2 separate regions of the Mus musculus genome follow, and region 2 is linked to region 1. The links are chromatin loops, found by intact Hi-C in ENCODE. Cell type or tissue: gastrocnemius. All regions are shown on one strand.

The links. Peaks named below come from ENCODE experiments on the same cell type or tissue, not always from the same donor. Only the 100,000 strongest peaks of a DNase experiment are listed, where the experiment ranks them.
Region 2: a loop joins it to region 1, with 9 times the contacts of the local background. A loop is called at or near these places in 27 of 42 quality-filtered maps.

What each region holds. Positions count from the first base shown.
Region 1 is chr10:24,294,772-24,302,771 of GRCm38, forward strand. It overlaps Moxd1 (monooxygenase, DBH-like 1), which reads left to right. Exons shown (of 12, transcript NM_021509.5): 11 at 5,385-5,553; 12 at 6,694-8,000. The coding sequence ends at 6,858. Among named protein-coding and RNA genes, the nearest start is that of Moxd1, 75 kb to the left of the region's middle. In gastrocnemius, CTCF peaks have their summits at 3,224 (motif pointing left) and 3,971 (motif pointing left); DNase peaks (open chromatin) are centred at 3,221 and 3,952.
Region 2 is chr10:24,169,012-24,177,011 of GRCm38, forward strand. All of the region lies in intron 2 of Stx7 (syntaxin 7), which reads left to right. Among named protein-coding and RNA genes, the nearest start is that of Stx7, 24 kb to the left of the region's middle. In gastrocnemius, a CTCF peak has its summit at 4,837 (motif pointing right); a DNase peak (open chromatin) is centred at 4,828; H3K4me3 peaks cover 383 bases; H3K27ac peaks cover 1,560 bases.

The DNA.
Region 1 (8,000 bases):
GGTCTTGCCCCAGCAAGTGCATCCAATCAGCCCAAGTCCTTGGAAACAGCAACAAACTGCAGCACACCACCAGAAGTTTTTTGGTGCGTTTCTCTCTAGGCCTCCCGACAAATGTAGCTCAACTACACAATGTAAGGCAGAGCATACTCGTGTGGTTAGCAAAGAATCCTTCATCAGGTGTCCTTTCACGCGCTCGCTTTAGCAGAACATCCTCTCTCCTGTGTCTGCTTCAGCGAAATGATCCTTATGAATTTGCCTTAGCCTTTCACACCTGTGTCCACTTTAACAAAATATTCCTTCATGTGTTCGCCCAGCAAAACACCATCCAACTGACTTTCCAAAGAACCCTTAAGTTTCTGTTTTACTATTTAGTGAAAGAAAACTGCCTTTAAGGTATTTTTCAGTGTGTGTGTGTGTGTGTGTGTGTGTGTGTGTGTGTATGTGTGTGTGTGTGTGTAGGACAATGTGCAGGGGTTAGTTATTTCCTTCCACCTTGTGAGCCCCAGGTATAGAATTTACACTGTAAGGCTTGGTGACAGGCATGTGTGCCCTGAACCATCTTGGAGTCCTGAAACCCACCTTTTTACCATGAAATTTGGAATTTTAGTTATTTGATGATACGTTGACTCTGGAAGGGACTCTATTTCATGGCTGTGTATGTATGATACTTCAGTACCACACTTGACTATTATAGATTTAAGTAGGAAAATAAAGTCTGTAAACTCCTATTTGTTGTTACCCTTTCCCAAATTAATTTGATACTCTAGGTTCATTATATTTTTATAGAGATGATTAAGACAATCTGTTAGTTTCTTAAAACAAATAACCAAACAAAAACCTACAAACCCTACTTGGATGTGCTATAGAAATCTCAGGACATGCAGAAGGAAATGACTAGCCACCAAATAAAGACTAGACATCCCCAATTAGCAATCTAACATCCCCTGTTTCCAACCCTGGACAAGAAGTTTAAGAAACAAAGAAGCAAGCAAGCATTAGAGACCAGTGGGGATCCATGCGGTGTATGGAGCCCTCTGCGAACATGAAGTGCTGCACTCATTCAAGCACTTTCTCGCTTTCCTCAGTTCTGTTTTATAGTTTCTAGTGTAAATGTCCTTCACCTGTTTTGTAAATAATATTTTAATACCTTCCTGTGCTAATCATTAAGCTGACTGCAATTTTCAAAGCTTGGTATTTCTCTAAATTGTCTATAGATTAAGCTTATCTTTATGTAGTTGTTCACATGCTTAATAATTTCAGACTGTCTCTAACTCTTTAATATCCTTGTCAGTGTGACTGGTCAGGATGTTTAGGACCATGCATGCAGCTTGACTACTGAGGCCTGACCCGGTCGCAGGTGTCTGAGTTGGATCCCTGAATACCTGACCTGTGTCATCAGCAAATACCTCCACTCTTACTAGTTGGAACTTAAAAAATCTACCAGCTCTGGGAGCTCTCCAATTTTTTTAAAAATATTTCCCTAGTTCCTCTTTGTCTATCTTGTGCGATTTCATCCCGCACTTAGTTGTCCCTAATATGGACTTAAAGAGCAATCTGTATGCCAGGCCCCCTGTTCTCTACATGGAAACTCGTCACCTCTGACTCCCTTAACTCTGATTTTTGTCTCTTGAATTCCTTGCGATGGTCATTTTATTGTTGGAAATTCTCCTTTCTGTATTGTGATCCAAGGAGTGCTCACAGGCAGAGCTCTGGAATGAACACAGCGTTCAGACGTGACATGTCTTCATTTCCTCTGGGTCAGAGTTTTCTCATGCCTGTTTTCCAGTCTCCTAAGCAGGCACTCTGTACCGCTCTGTTCATGTGTGTTGGCTTTTTCCCCCCTGCACAGTAAGCTGGTGTTAGTTGCTCCATGTGGCCAGGAGTGAAAGTCTATTAATGAACATTCTGTTTGTTTTACTAATTTTTGACCATATGTTTATTTGTGCTATAGAAGGCAGTCTGTAGTGCTATTCATTCGGCTGTATGGACCCGGGGCTGCTTCTTGGCTGGGTTAACCCACTTCCCTTCCTTCTCCCCACACCTCTTCCTGCTCCTAAGAACGACTCCAGCGGGAAGACCTTTAAAAGAACAGTGTGGTTCCAGGCAGATAAGAAGTCTAACAACTTACACATACAGGATATTTTCTTCCATCTGGTTTTATATTACATGGAGCAGGAAAGCCATGTCTAAAGTCATTAAATTTTAAATGCTTCCCTGAGTCAACTGAATTTACAAATAAAATTGTTAATGTTATGCAGAAAAAAATTAAAATACAAAATTAAAATATTGTGTGTTGCTGTAAATTTTGCTGTGTTATAAGACAAGCATACCTCAGAGTTTAAACTCAAGTTACAAAGGAAAATGATCCATCAGTACTAAAGTATAGTATTAACACAATTTTTTCAAATCAACTACAGTGATTATTGGTATTGTTTACTTACTTATAAGTGTGTCTAGGTAGACACACCCTGTACTTACTCGGGTGTTTTAGTTTCTGTAAGATTCTCCCTTCTTCTAACTTGACCCTACCCCAGTGATAGCAGGCTCATACATTATTCTTCATTTGTTTATTTGTTTTTTGTTTCCAAGATAGAGTAGCCCTGTGTAGCCCTGGTTTGCTCTGTAGACCAGGTTGGCCTCGAACTCAACTCCAAAGTGCCGGAAAAACAGGCAAGATCCACCAAACCCCGTCGGTACTTGTTACTTTCAGGGTGAATGTTTCTGCTAGAAGGCATAGACTTTTTTTTTCCCAAGCAAATAATTAGCATATTTGCTTTTGTTAAGGCTTCTCTCCTTCTCTCATGGTTCTGTAGGGATTTGAATTGCACTCTTAGAGAAGCTGGAAAGGTTAGAGGTGACAAAAAGGACATTTATTACCAGGGGTGGAGAGAGACAAAGTATGTGGCAAAGAGGCTCAGGGAGACTGGTACTGCGTTTTCAGATTCCCAGTCTTCAAGCCTCATCTCCAAGGCATGAACCATTGGGTTTGCTCCCGTCCTCTGGTTGTCCTACCAGCTCATGTAACTTCCACTCTTTTCTTTCTGTGAACTCTCCATAAACATTAACTTAATGTTTTTTTTTTTTTATAGAATCAAAGATTTTAAAGTCATCTCTGCAGAATGCTTACAGTGTTCACTTTGGCCAGCAAAGCTGCACAAAAGTCAATTTTAGAACTTTAATCACATCAAATGCCTTAGTAAAAGTTCAGGCGTCCCCTTGTGGTCTTTCCTGGGATTGCAGGCAGATACTTCCAGTGCCCATCCTGCAATTCCTGTATTCCATTTACATACATAGTTTAAAATTTTTTTGCAACATATACATCTTCTCCCTTCAAAGGTAAATGTTATTATAATATTTAATATCAAATTAACTTATAATAAGTAAAATAAATAATAAATATCATTAAATAAAACTAGGAGCAAATTTTAAATGCAGAATATGCAAATTTAACAGGCTTCTTTCCAATCAAGGTCTGCTCTACCGCAATTCTTGGTTATATGTCACCAGAATTTGCTGAGAAAATGCTATAGGTCTGAGAAAACTGTGTGATATATTTAATGTAGAGAGATGCAGATTATTCCTAAGTTACTGGACTCAATTTTAAAGACAGTGTGAAGTAATGCATTTAAGACTCTACAAAGAAATTTTTACTTTAGTTGGGGGTGGGGGAGGTGAGGGCTGAAGGATATAACCCTGCTCAAATCCTACCCACTCTTCTCATGGTCTCGCTTCTTAGACTAGAGAAAAAGAATGTTCAAATTTGACCTGAAAATATTACTTTTATAATCCCTCCCCTCAGATCCATTGCACTGGCCTAGCTTATTTAAAATGGTGACACCCACTGTGCCTCAGGTTAGACAACAAATGGTCAGAGTGTCTTGGCCATGTGTTTAGACTGGATTCCTCCTCAGCAGGCAGGAATCTGTGATTACCAACAATCACCAAATCACCCTGCGGGCTATCACAAGTCTGACACCTAGTGGTCACTCATGGCAAGCTCATGTAACAGCTGTAGGTTAGTTAAGGGAAAGTTTTGGCTGCATAACTTATGCTTTTCTTTATCCAGAAGCCAATAGTATACAATATTGACAGGAAGCAGTCTCCTGAATAGCCTTTCAAGGAGGCTAAAACCCTCTTGTGTTACCTTTTCATTCTTTGCCATTTAAAACCAATGTGCCTGTTTTTAGGGTGTCTGTGGAAGCAGAGTATATTGTGTGTGAAGTATAATTTTCTCAGTATATGTATATATTTTTGACACAGGGTCACATGTGGCCCAAGGCTGGTCTTGAACTCTCTGTGTAGTGAAGGTTAGACTTGAACTATTTATCCACCTTCTGTCTGGATGCTGGGGTTACAGGCAGAGGCCACCACAGATAGCTTCCATGCTTTTAATGCTGATTCAGAACTAACTCTTTTGTACTGGTTTTCTCAAGCAGCCAAAGCAGGAGATCTGCTGCTGAGGCACCCATCCCCACTGGGTATTCTACACTTTGTACCCGGTACAGTAACGTTCAAGAACGTAGACTGTTCTTAATTATATCATTAGAACAACATCCTGTTTAGACATTACCTCTTATGTTAGGGTGTTCAGTGGAATTCTCAAACCCTGGGAAAGCTTTCTGAAGAAAATTAATCTGCCTAAAAGTTAAAATTCCCATGCTCTGATGGAGGGCACTATATCCACCTACATAGGCAGAGCACTAACTAGATTTAGTGGATTATAAACAAGGGAAAGAAAAAGGCATGAAGTTGGGAGGGGTGTGCTGGGGATGAGGGTGGAGAGGTGAAATGGATATAAAGGTATAGATAGTTATATGTTGTTTTGTTGTATATATGTATGAAATTTTCAAGAGTAAAGAAAATTTGAACAAAAAGAATTTCTCTAAAAACAAAAGGATGCAAAAACAAAACACCGAGCAACAAAATTTGATCGAGCAACAAAATTTAATCAACGTGTGTAACTGAAAATTACAAATAAAAATTACATATGATTTCACCTAAAATAGTAAAAACAAGAAATAGAAACTTGTGTCTAAGGAAAAATCATTCTTTTAGAAGCCTCCGTATTTGTTCACTAGAGAGATCGTTCAACAGTTAAGAGGGAACCATGTTCATTTCTCAGCATCCAAATGTCGGCTCATCACCACTTGGTTCACATCCATACATGCAGACAAAGCACTCATACACTTAAAATAAATAAGTGTAAAAGGGAAAAAAATTCCAACTTTATTTGGACTGGATTTCTCCTAACAACTAGTGATTCCCTAAGTGTTTATATGGGGTTATTTTTATATGTGAAAAGTGAACATGCATAAAGTCTATGTTAAAATGATAAAACACTTCAGGAAATATAATGTAATGCAATTGTGATCATTTAATTTCAGGACATGGCCTTTCATTATCAAAAGCCCTAAGCAGTACAGAAACCTTTCTTTCATGGATGCAATGAACAAGTTCAAATGGACAAAAAAGGAAGGGCTGTCCTTCAACAAGCTCGTTCTTAGCCTGCCTGTGAATGTGAGATGTTCTAAGACAGACAACGCAGAGTGGTCGGTAAGCCCAGCTTTTCATCCTCTGGGAACCTGGTTGTCACAGTTTACCTGATTCCCAAAAATGAAAATTTAAGCTTCAGACATTTATCTATAAACTAGTGGTCGGGGTGTCCTTTGATGTTTGATTATGTAATTTGTTCAGCGATCATTTGAGGTGACAGACAACCTCTGATTCCCGAGAGCTCCCTTTGAAGAGAGATGTTTATTCTGAAACTTTAGTTGTGAAATGGTCATGCATGGGGCAGCTTTAGATACCATGGGGACCAGCCTGCCTGGGACAGCTTTAGACTCCATGAGGACCTGCCTGTAGCTCTTTCCAAGGACTCTTGGCTCCTTTTACTCCACCCCCTCCCTGCCAGGCCTAGAGTTTCTGCATCCTTTGATGCTTGGCTTCTTCAGCAAACACAGCCTATCCCCTAATCTCCAGCAGAAGTGGAGGTGACCAGGCAGGATCTTGCTATGATAAGATGATGTGACTATGACAACATACAGAACAACAGTTCTCAGCCTGTGGGTCACAATCCCTTTGGATATTCTGCATGTATTTATATTATGATTCATAACAGTAGTAACATTAGAGGTATGATGTATCAATGAAATAATTTTATGGTTGGGGGTCACCACAACATGAGGAATCATATTAAAGGATCTCAGAAGGTTGATAATCACTGATACAGAAGAGTTTTTTCGGAGGCTTACAGTTTCAGAGGGTTAAACCCTGACTATTATAACGAGGAACCTGGCAGGTATGGTGCTGGAGCGGCAGATGAGAGATTACATTCTTATCTAAGTAGAAGTGGGAAGGAGAGAGGGAGGGAGGGAGAGAGAGAGATGGAGGGAGGGGGAGAGAGAGATGGAGGGGGGGAGAGAGATGGAGGGAGGGGAGAGAGAGAGAGAGAGAAAGAGAGAGAGAGAGAGAACTGACCGAAACCTCAAAGCCCACTCGCAGTGACACATGTACTCCAACAAAGAAAAATAAGCCACACCTTTTGATCCTTTTCAAACAGTTTCACCAACCAAGGATGAAGTATTCAAATATATGAGTGTTGGAGTCCCTTCTGATTCAGACTGATGAAGGAAGCTAGGCCACAGCCCTGCTCTTATATGGCTGCTCACAAGAATGGCCTTTTTTCTTTTTCAGATTCAAGGCATGACAGCAATACCTCCTGATATCAAAAGGCCTTATGAAGCAGAACCTCTGGTGTGCGAGAAAGCAGCTTCCCCACCTCTACACGGCATTTTCTCCCTCCGCTTGCTCACGTGCGCTCTGCTTCTTGGAAGTATGCTGAGCAGCCAGGGCTTGTGACTTCTGTCATACTCGAGTCTGGAATATGTGACTGTCCCTTAAAGTCAGGTTAAAGACCATGTTTATGTGAGGCCTGGAGAGATGGGTGGGTACGAAGAGCCTGGACACTTAAATTTCTGCACACACAAGTTCTTTCTGTTTTCCTTCCCAGGCTACCTAAGCCATGTCACTGTGGTTCTCTGGGTTTCTCGACCAAAGTTGATGTTCCGTGTATATGATTAGTAGAATAAAAATGGACCTGGTTTATCCACTTAGCAAGCCAGCACATCAAGTGGAAAGCAAAGAGTCTTTAATTTTTCAGAATTCCATGTGATTTCAACATGACACTCAACATCCTTCTCACAAACATGCTGACCTTAATAACACTAGTGGACTTACTCTCCGATCCCATTTGCTCTTCATCCTTTCTGGGTGTAACTCGCCAGGGTGAGCATAGCCCTCTCTTCGACAGGTCCCAGTCCCTGTGGTTTCTCTGATTTTACTCATGGTCCTCTGACCTCAGTGTTTATCTCTGCATCTTTGGCTTCCTCCATCCACCAAGTCTGTTGATACCCAAGCCCACATCAAAGTATTTCCCAGTCTTTCTAGCACTGTCCAGCCGAATGTGTTTCTTACTCTACAACTCTCTTAAAGAAGAGAGATGTGAGTAAGTGTGGGGATGATGGGGGCTGATTGTTAACTGGGGAAGAAAATGGAGAGCAGTGAAGGGTTCTAGATGGGGTGAGATCCCCAAGACAGGAGGCAGGGCCACAGGGTCTGTAAGGTTCCTCACCACTCAGTGCTACCCTCTGGGTCGATCTGAGTCCCATGTCCTATAACAGATTCATTTTTATATTAGTTAATAAACTGACTTCCAATACAAAACTGCCACCAACTGAAGGTCTTATTCTTTTGGTTCTCTTTGTATTATCTGCCTAAATCTTGTTTTATGTCCTATCTTCATCCATTAAGCTGAATGTCTGGATCAAATTCACAAGCTTAAAGGAATAAAGGTTTTATATGGTGTCTTATGTGATTCATGAGAGAATCAAGTTGTTGTGTACTGATGTCAATAAAATCAGCCGAGAAACTGTATTTTTCCACTTTAAGCCCTTTCTGTCTTACAAATATCATCTATATTGTCATTTAAATAAATATTCTGC
Region 2 (8,000 bases), 130 kb before region 1:
CTGCCTTGGCCACTTGCCCAGGACTTTAACTGCCCAGCAAGATCCAGCAAGTCTGGATCTCCCTCTTTCTTCCTCTTCCTCTTTCAGGTTGAAACTTAATTGTGTTGCATGTCTACCTTGAACCTGTGGGCTAAAGACAGTGTATACAATGGTTCCAGAGTGACTTTGTACAGGAAAAATTCATAGCATGCAGCTTTCTGCCGTGTCACTATGTAGATGCTCAAAAGTTTTCAATTTGGAACATTTTTTGTTTTGTTTTGGATTATGGATTACGAGTGCTCCATTCATAGCAAAGTTCTGTGAGTGACATTCACAGCTCTGCTTCCCTTACCTGACTGGGCATTCTCTGTGGTTGCCCACCTGGCTTATTCCTGTTTCTTTCATTCACGGCTACCCAATCTTACAGGATTTTTAATAGCTCTGAAAATATAATCTATACAAAATCTCCAAGTCTCGGCCCCATGCCCCGGTTCTGTGCATCACACATGTGGAGGGGAGGGAGGAAAGGACTCCAAGTCAAGCTTCTGCTGCCTGCTTAAAGAAACCACACGTCTATCGTTAGTGACTCTCATGAGTGGTGTTTTGGCAGTGAGCACAGATCAGAAGTTGGAACAGAGGTAAAGGAGTGTTTGGAAACCATTGCCATAAATACTTGAGTTCATATGGCTTGTCCCCTGCTACCTTCAAGCAGAATGACTGGTGTGTGTGTGTGTGTGTGTGTGTATGTATGTATGTGTGTGTGTGTGTTTGTATGTGTGTGTGTGTGTGTTGTGGCAGGGGGAGGTAAAGAGGAGAGAGAAGCTGGAGATATGATATCATGAGCAATCAGATATCAGGAGCTCTGGGCTACTTCAAGGTGTAGGACAGCCCCGCCCCACTCCAGCCCAGTCCAACTCTGTTGATTTGAAGTTCCACTCTGCAGAGACCAGGACCTCACAGAACAACTCAGCAGTCCACCCGAGAACAGAGCAGCCCGGCAGTGCATGTATTAAAGTGGGGACACAGAGTGTCTTAGTCAGGGTTTCTATTCCTGTACAAACATCATGACCAAAAAGCAAGTTGGGGAGGAAAGGGTTTATTCAGCTTACACTTCCATACTGCTGTTCATCACCAAGGAAGTCAGGACTGGAACTCAAGCAGATCAGGAAGCAGGAGCTGATGCAGATCCATGGAGGGATGTTCTTTACTGGCTTGCTTCCCCTGGCTTGCTTAGCCTGCTCTCTTATAGAACCCAAAACTACCAGCCCCGAGATGGTCCCATCCACAAGGGGCCTTTCCCCCTTGATCACTAATTGAGAAAATGCCTTACAGTTGTATCTCATGGAGGCATTTCCTCAACTGAAGCTCCTTTCTCTGTGATAACTCCAGCTGTGTCAAGTTGACACAAAACTAGCCAGTACAATTGACCCCTTGTCAACTTGACTCACAATCACATCACTGGTAAGCTTCAACCCTTAATTTCTTATTCATCCCCAAGATCTAAATAACTTTAAAAGTCCCACAGTCTTTACATATTAAAAGTCAATCCCTTTAAAATGTCCAATATCTTTTAAAATCCAAAGTCTTTTTACAATTAAAAGTCTCTTAACTGTGGGCTCCACTAAAATAGTTTCTTCCTTCAAGAGGGAAAATATCAGGGCACAGTCACAATTAAAAGCAAAAATCAATCTCTAACCATCCAATGTCTGGGACACAACTCACAATCTTCTGGGCTCCTCCAAGGGCTTGGGTCACTTCTCTAGCCATGCCCTTTGTAGCACATACGTCGTCTTCTAGGCTCCAGATGCCTGTACTCCACTGCTGCTACTCTTGGTGGTCATCTTATGGTATTGGCATCTCCAAAACACTGCATGACCCCTTCAGTCCTAGGCCATCAATTGCAACTGAGGCTGCACCTTCACCAATGGCCTTCCATAGTCTCTCACAGTGCCGAGCCTCAGCTGCTCTGCGTGAATGGCCTTCCATAGTCTCTCACAGTGCCGAGCCTCAGCTGCTCTGCATGACCCCTTCATGCCTTCAAAACCAGTACCACCTGGGTGACTCTTACACATTACCAAGTCCCGCTGCAGCAGGAGTACAACCTTGGCTATCTCTGGAACACAGCCTCTTTGTGCTTTCAGAAAACACTTCCCAGAAGATGTCACCTCAACGATGCTTGTCTCTTCTTAATCACCGCTAATTTCTTAGCTCCAGCTAACCAGCATCAATAGTCCCAGTAATGCAAAAGTTTCACTTTAGTAGTTCTGGTATCTTGTTAATCACAGCAGATTCCTCACCCCAGCTAACCAAAACCACAGAATCTTCCCAATCAGAATAGCAATGGCCCTGAAAAGAGTCTTTAATTTTCCCTCTGAAATTTACAAGCCAGACCTCCATCTTCTGCACTGTTCTCAACATTATCTTCCAAGCTCCTACACAACATCTGACAGAGCTCTTAACAATTAATGGATCTTCAAGCCCAAAGTTCCAAAGTCCTTCCACAGTCCTCCCCAAAACATGGTCAGGTTGTCACAGGAATACCCCACTATGCTGGTACCAATTTGTCTTAGTCAGGGTTTCTATTCCTGCACAAACATCATGACCAAAAAGCAAGTTGGGGAGGAAAGGGTTTATTCAGCTTACACTTCCATACTGCTGTTCATCACCAAGGAAGTCAGGACTGGAACTCAAGCAGGGCAGGAAGCAGGAGCTGATGCAGAGGCCATGGAGGGATGTTCTTTACTGGCTTGCTTCCCCTGGCTTGCTTAGCCTGCTGTCTTATAGAACCCAAAACTACCAGCCCCGAGATGGTCCCACCCACAAGGGGCCTTTCCCCCTTGATCACTAATTGAGAAAATGCCTTACAGTTGGATCTCATGGAGGCATTTCCTCAACTGAAGCTCCTTTCTCTGTGATAACTCCAGCTGTGTCAAGTTGACACAAACTAGCCGGTACACAGAGCATCCCTAATAAGAGGCACTGCCTGTCTTGTTCCGCTCACCTGGAAATCCAGTCGAAGAGGGCACTTTTCTGTGCGTTATGGTTAAGAACAGAACTACCCTCTATTATTCTAGTGTAGCAGTAAGCTGCTACTTTGGTGACTTAATGCTGATGAGAAACCTAGACATGTTCTAGACCCAATTGCTTTACAGACAAAGGGTGATCTGTCTGGGCAGCAGAGTGCTGGCAGCTAGGGACTGGGCCATCTCTCTCCACTCCCCCAGAAAATGGTCTCTATAGTGTACTCAGGGCTTGAATTGTCCCAGAAGATAAACTCTTTTCTGCTGAAGTCACAAGACAGGACAAGAGATAAAACACTTCAAAAAGAGGCCACTGTTTTCAGCAGCTGGTTTTGTGGTCTCCAGAAGACTTTTCTATTTGAAGCCAGAGTACAGTTTTATTGATATTAAATAGGCCAAGTTCACTTGACTTTTTCCCTTAAGGCTAACAGGACTTTAAGTGAGCATTCCCTGTTCTCTGCACCTCATGCTCCACACTGAGTCTGCTTTCGGCTCCCAAACTTACTAGTACTTGTTATGCATCATTCTAGAGGACCCAGGCCACTTCCAGAGTCCTTTCTTTCAAATATTCTAAACTACTCTGTAACTCAGGAAGGAACTGATAGGTGAGGGAAGATTCAAGTCTTTAAACATTCAACCTTTGTCTCCTCCTGTTTCAATCTTGTCTCTAGTATGCAGCTGCAATGTCCATGCCACTGGTAGGCACTAGCCGAGTCTTGGCTCTTCTAATTAAGATGTAACTCTCGTGCTATCGTTATCATTACTGCCGACTCAGGCAGTACATTGTAGACTGTTGTCTTAGTTAAGGTAAGCATTGCTGTGACAAAACACCATGACCAAAGGCAGCTCGGAGAAGAAAGGCTGTATTGATTTACATGTCCTGGGTCACCGTCCATTTTGGAAAGCCAAGGTAGAAACTCAAACCAGGCGGGAACCCGCAGGCTGGAGCTGATGGAGAGGCCGTGGAGGAGCGCTGTTTACTGGCTTTCTCCTCATGACTTGCTCAGCCTGCTTTCATATGGAGCACAGGACCAACTAGCACATTAAATACTGTTGCACCATGTGCTTGCATACAGCCTGAACTTATGAAGGCATTTTCTCAATCGAGAGTCCCTCTTCCCAAGTCCTTCTAGGTTGTGTCAAATTGATATGAAACTAGCGAGGACATTGCTACTACTGAATTCTTCTTAAACATGAGTCACAACAGTTTATAAGGATATTCTTACTGTTTACTCGTAAGAGAAAAAAACAAACTGCTTGCTTCTGTTTGCCCATTTGATGGCTTACACTGTCCCCAGTTCAAGCCACTTCCCGCTAAGTTAATGACAACTGGGAATTAGGTGGTTTCTGTGTGAGAGACTGTCAGGCAGCTGTGGCTGGAGCAGTGCTGTAAATGCAGAGTAAGCAGCAGGAAGTGGAATCGAGTTTCCAAGCCTGGCTGACTCAGTGCCCTTGCTGGCGTCCTTTCCTGGTAGGCACTGACTTGCTTGTCCTCTGGGAGTGAAGCCTGAGTCGGAGCACTAGCATCGCACCAGGGTCTCACCAGTCGTTTTATCTCTGACACACTGCCACTCTGTTATTGCAGATTCAGTGACAGAAAATTTTTCTGCTAAAAGATGGTAGCGAATTCTTCCTTTGGCTGTTTGGGAAGTTAATTGAAGGTGCTTTATGTGGGCTAGGGCCGGTTCTGTGCTCCCCAACGGCCTGATGCACTCACTTGTCAAACATTTGCAAGAATTCCACAGTCCCTGAGCTGCAACTCTATATAGGCCCCATCCAGTGTACCTGCAATCCTATGACTAAAAAGTACATACACTATTCATGCCCCAGTCCACTAGAGGGCAGCATACACACACTTACTTAGCAGGAAAAGACTGCAAAAACTAACTTTTTGATGGAAGAGAAAGCCCTTTGGGGTGGATGTGTTGAAAATACTGTCATATTTTTGTTAAAAATTATATTTCATAAATCCCCATCCCTGAAGTTAATGATGCAACAGTAAAAGTTGGCCAATGATAGCGAAAGCAGCTTATGTATTTCATTCTCATAGAAGTCTTGACTTACGCTTTCCTCTGTGTAGTAAATTAGAAATTTCTAGAATTCCTTTTGAAAGTTGAAAAGTATTAGTTAATATTTATGCATCATGTTTTTCTTTAGTTGAAGTTCTTCCAGTTGAAATAGAATATGACTGTCCTGTGAGCTCAGAACACCTTCCAGACTATAAACTGAAATGGAGCCCAGCAGGGATGGGGCAGATTATCAAAGAGTGACTGTAATCCAGCTCCTAGCTTACAGTAAGGACTTAGAATAACCTGCTCAAGCCTGACTTCTCAAGCCCTGGTAACACACACCTTCTGAAACTACAGGAACCCAGCTTGGCGCTCAGGCAGCATCTGTGGAAAGGCAGCAGCACTGTTGAGTATTTATTCCAAGCAGACATAGTTACCTAGGAGTTCTTAGCACCTCAGGGCTGAGTGGGCTTTCGAATTCAGAGTTTAGTAATATTTAATAATTCACAGCAGGGATAAGTCAGCTTTTTCATTAAAGCCTCAAATAGCAAATACTTTGGAGGCAATGCAGGAGTTCCTGTAAACCCCTCACCTTGTGGTTTGTGTTTAATCTGTATTTAATACCCGTAATGGTACAGCTCCAGATCCTGGCCTCATCAGGCCATGGATGGCCTTGGTACAGGGTGGTAGTGATGGTGATACGTAAAGTCATGTCTCTAGAAGTTTGTTAGGTTCACAGCACCTTAGGGAACAATAGCAGGCCAGTTTCACCTGCATGGAGCGGGCTTCAGCACCCCGTACTCAGAGTGCTGGGTGCACACGGCCTCCACCTAGCCTCTTTCCATAGCTTCTTGACTTTTGTCCCTGTTGGTCACACACTCAAAACATGAAATCACCTTTTTCAGTGTGCTACCACACTGAAAGAATAACTGTTTTGAAAGCCAGGAAATCACTCTTTTAGTCCTAGCACCTTTATTAAATAGAGTTTCTTAGACTTCAGTTACTCCCTGTGGCTGTCAACATCTTTGTAAAATGGGGTTGACTCAATTTCGATAGATGGATGGGGAGGTGGATGGATGGATGGATAGATAGATAGATAGATGGATAGATAGATAGATAGATAGATAGATAGAAATGGACTTGGTAATTTCAGATTTATGTATCCCTAGCCCTTTATCCAATACTCAGTGATTTATTTGATCTTCAAGTACACACCTACTCGAGTAAAAGAACATTGCAGAAATGATATTCATGTCCAAAACCTCCTACTGTGTCTGGCCCTCAGTAGATGGCCAGTAATTACTGAATGGGTGAATTAATTACAATTGAGCACTTAGCTACTTTAAACTCACCTTCTGCTTTGGCCTTATGTTTTATAAATGCATGCAATTTATTATATAAATGTTTTATCTCTCTAGGGCTTTAAAAAAAGTTGTTGTGCTATAGAGAGATCTACTGAATGTCAGCAATAACAGTATGGTAAATCTTGTGTGCACAACAATGGATACAGAATAGTTCTGGTCCTTGGCTGTGAAGGGCTTACTTTCTGCTTGTAGTGTCTAGTGGGTAAACTGGTCATTTAACTCTGTTTCTAAGTATGGAATTAGAAATCCAAGTCTCCAAAGTGACAGCACACAGCCAGACAAGGCCAGTAGCTTAGCAAAGCATAAATGAGAGATGGTCAGAGGGGACTTCAGTATCTCCTAACCAGGTGGGTAGCCAATGGACAGGGCATGGTCATCAATCTGGTTGGGCCAGGGGATACGCATAGTGTGTTCTGGCTCTCAATTGCTATTGATAGCCTCGAGAAGTCACCAGTCTCAACGGGTACCCCAGCCTTTGTGCACTCTGCCATAGCCACGTAAAAACTCTAGAAAAGGAGGCTCAAAGGCCTCCTCCTCTCTCCGAAGCCTCTCTTGCTTTCTCCTTAATTTCTTACTTGTCTGTTTTCTCTTTAATAAAGTGAGTTTCCATTTCGCATACTCCCAGGAGTGTATATCTTCAGTCTACATCAGAATAAGGCAAGGAGCAGTCTTTGGTGACCACAGTGTCTGAACCCCTGGGTCCTTGGTCCCACTGGGCTGTGAAAGGTCTCATCACGTGAAGTCAGTGTATCACTGCCAGTTTTACAAGTCCAGACTGGTTGTCTTGTAGATAATCCCACTGTCTAGATTGGTCCAGTTCTTCCTCATGATTTTAAACTCAGGTGAAACATTTTGGAAGTAAACTATGTAAGGACTGTAGGGACTTTTCATCCACACCGTGCCATACACTTCCTAATGCCACTTTGTCCCATGTTGGCGCTGACTTTGAGTTTTTAATCAATGGAAACATTGTCTCTTAAACATTGTCTCCCAGGAATACCTTGAGATTTTGACATATTTTAATTAACTGTCCCTTGCAAATTGAATCGGGGTTAATAACAGAGGCGGAAAGTAAATCCTCGAACTTGGAGGAAAGGTTCTAACAGCTTATTTATTCATAACAGCAATAACCAAGTAAATGGCGAAATGGGACCTCACTCGTGTACACACACACACACACACACACACACACACGCAACATGCTTTCTATGGTTTGGTGTTCATAGTTATCCAGGGCCGTGGGCACGGTCCGGGTCCGCAGCAGCAGGTAGCTTTGCAGCGCCAGGAAAGTGCCTTCTGGGGCCATGTGTTCCTTACACCGTCTCTTGTCGGTTCTCTCACAGATGACTGAACATAATTTTTCTAATTCTGATATGCATTTCTCATCTAAAGCTGTATCGTGTGCTTTATATTAAAACAAAATATATGATTTCCACAGCTATTTATTGTTCAATAACTTTTATGCCAGTAGACTCAAGTACATTTTCTATGTATTACTTATATCACAGTCCTTGTAGCATAGGAAAGAGACGGCCATTTTGGGTCATGAGCGCAGTTTCACAGGTCAACTTTCCACACGGTTTGCTCTTGGAAAAATCAGTCTGTCAATTAGACATTAATAAACCATT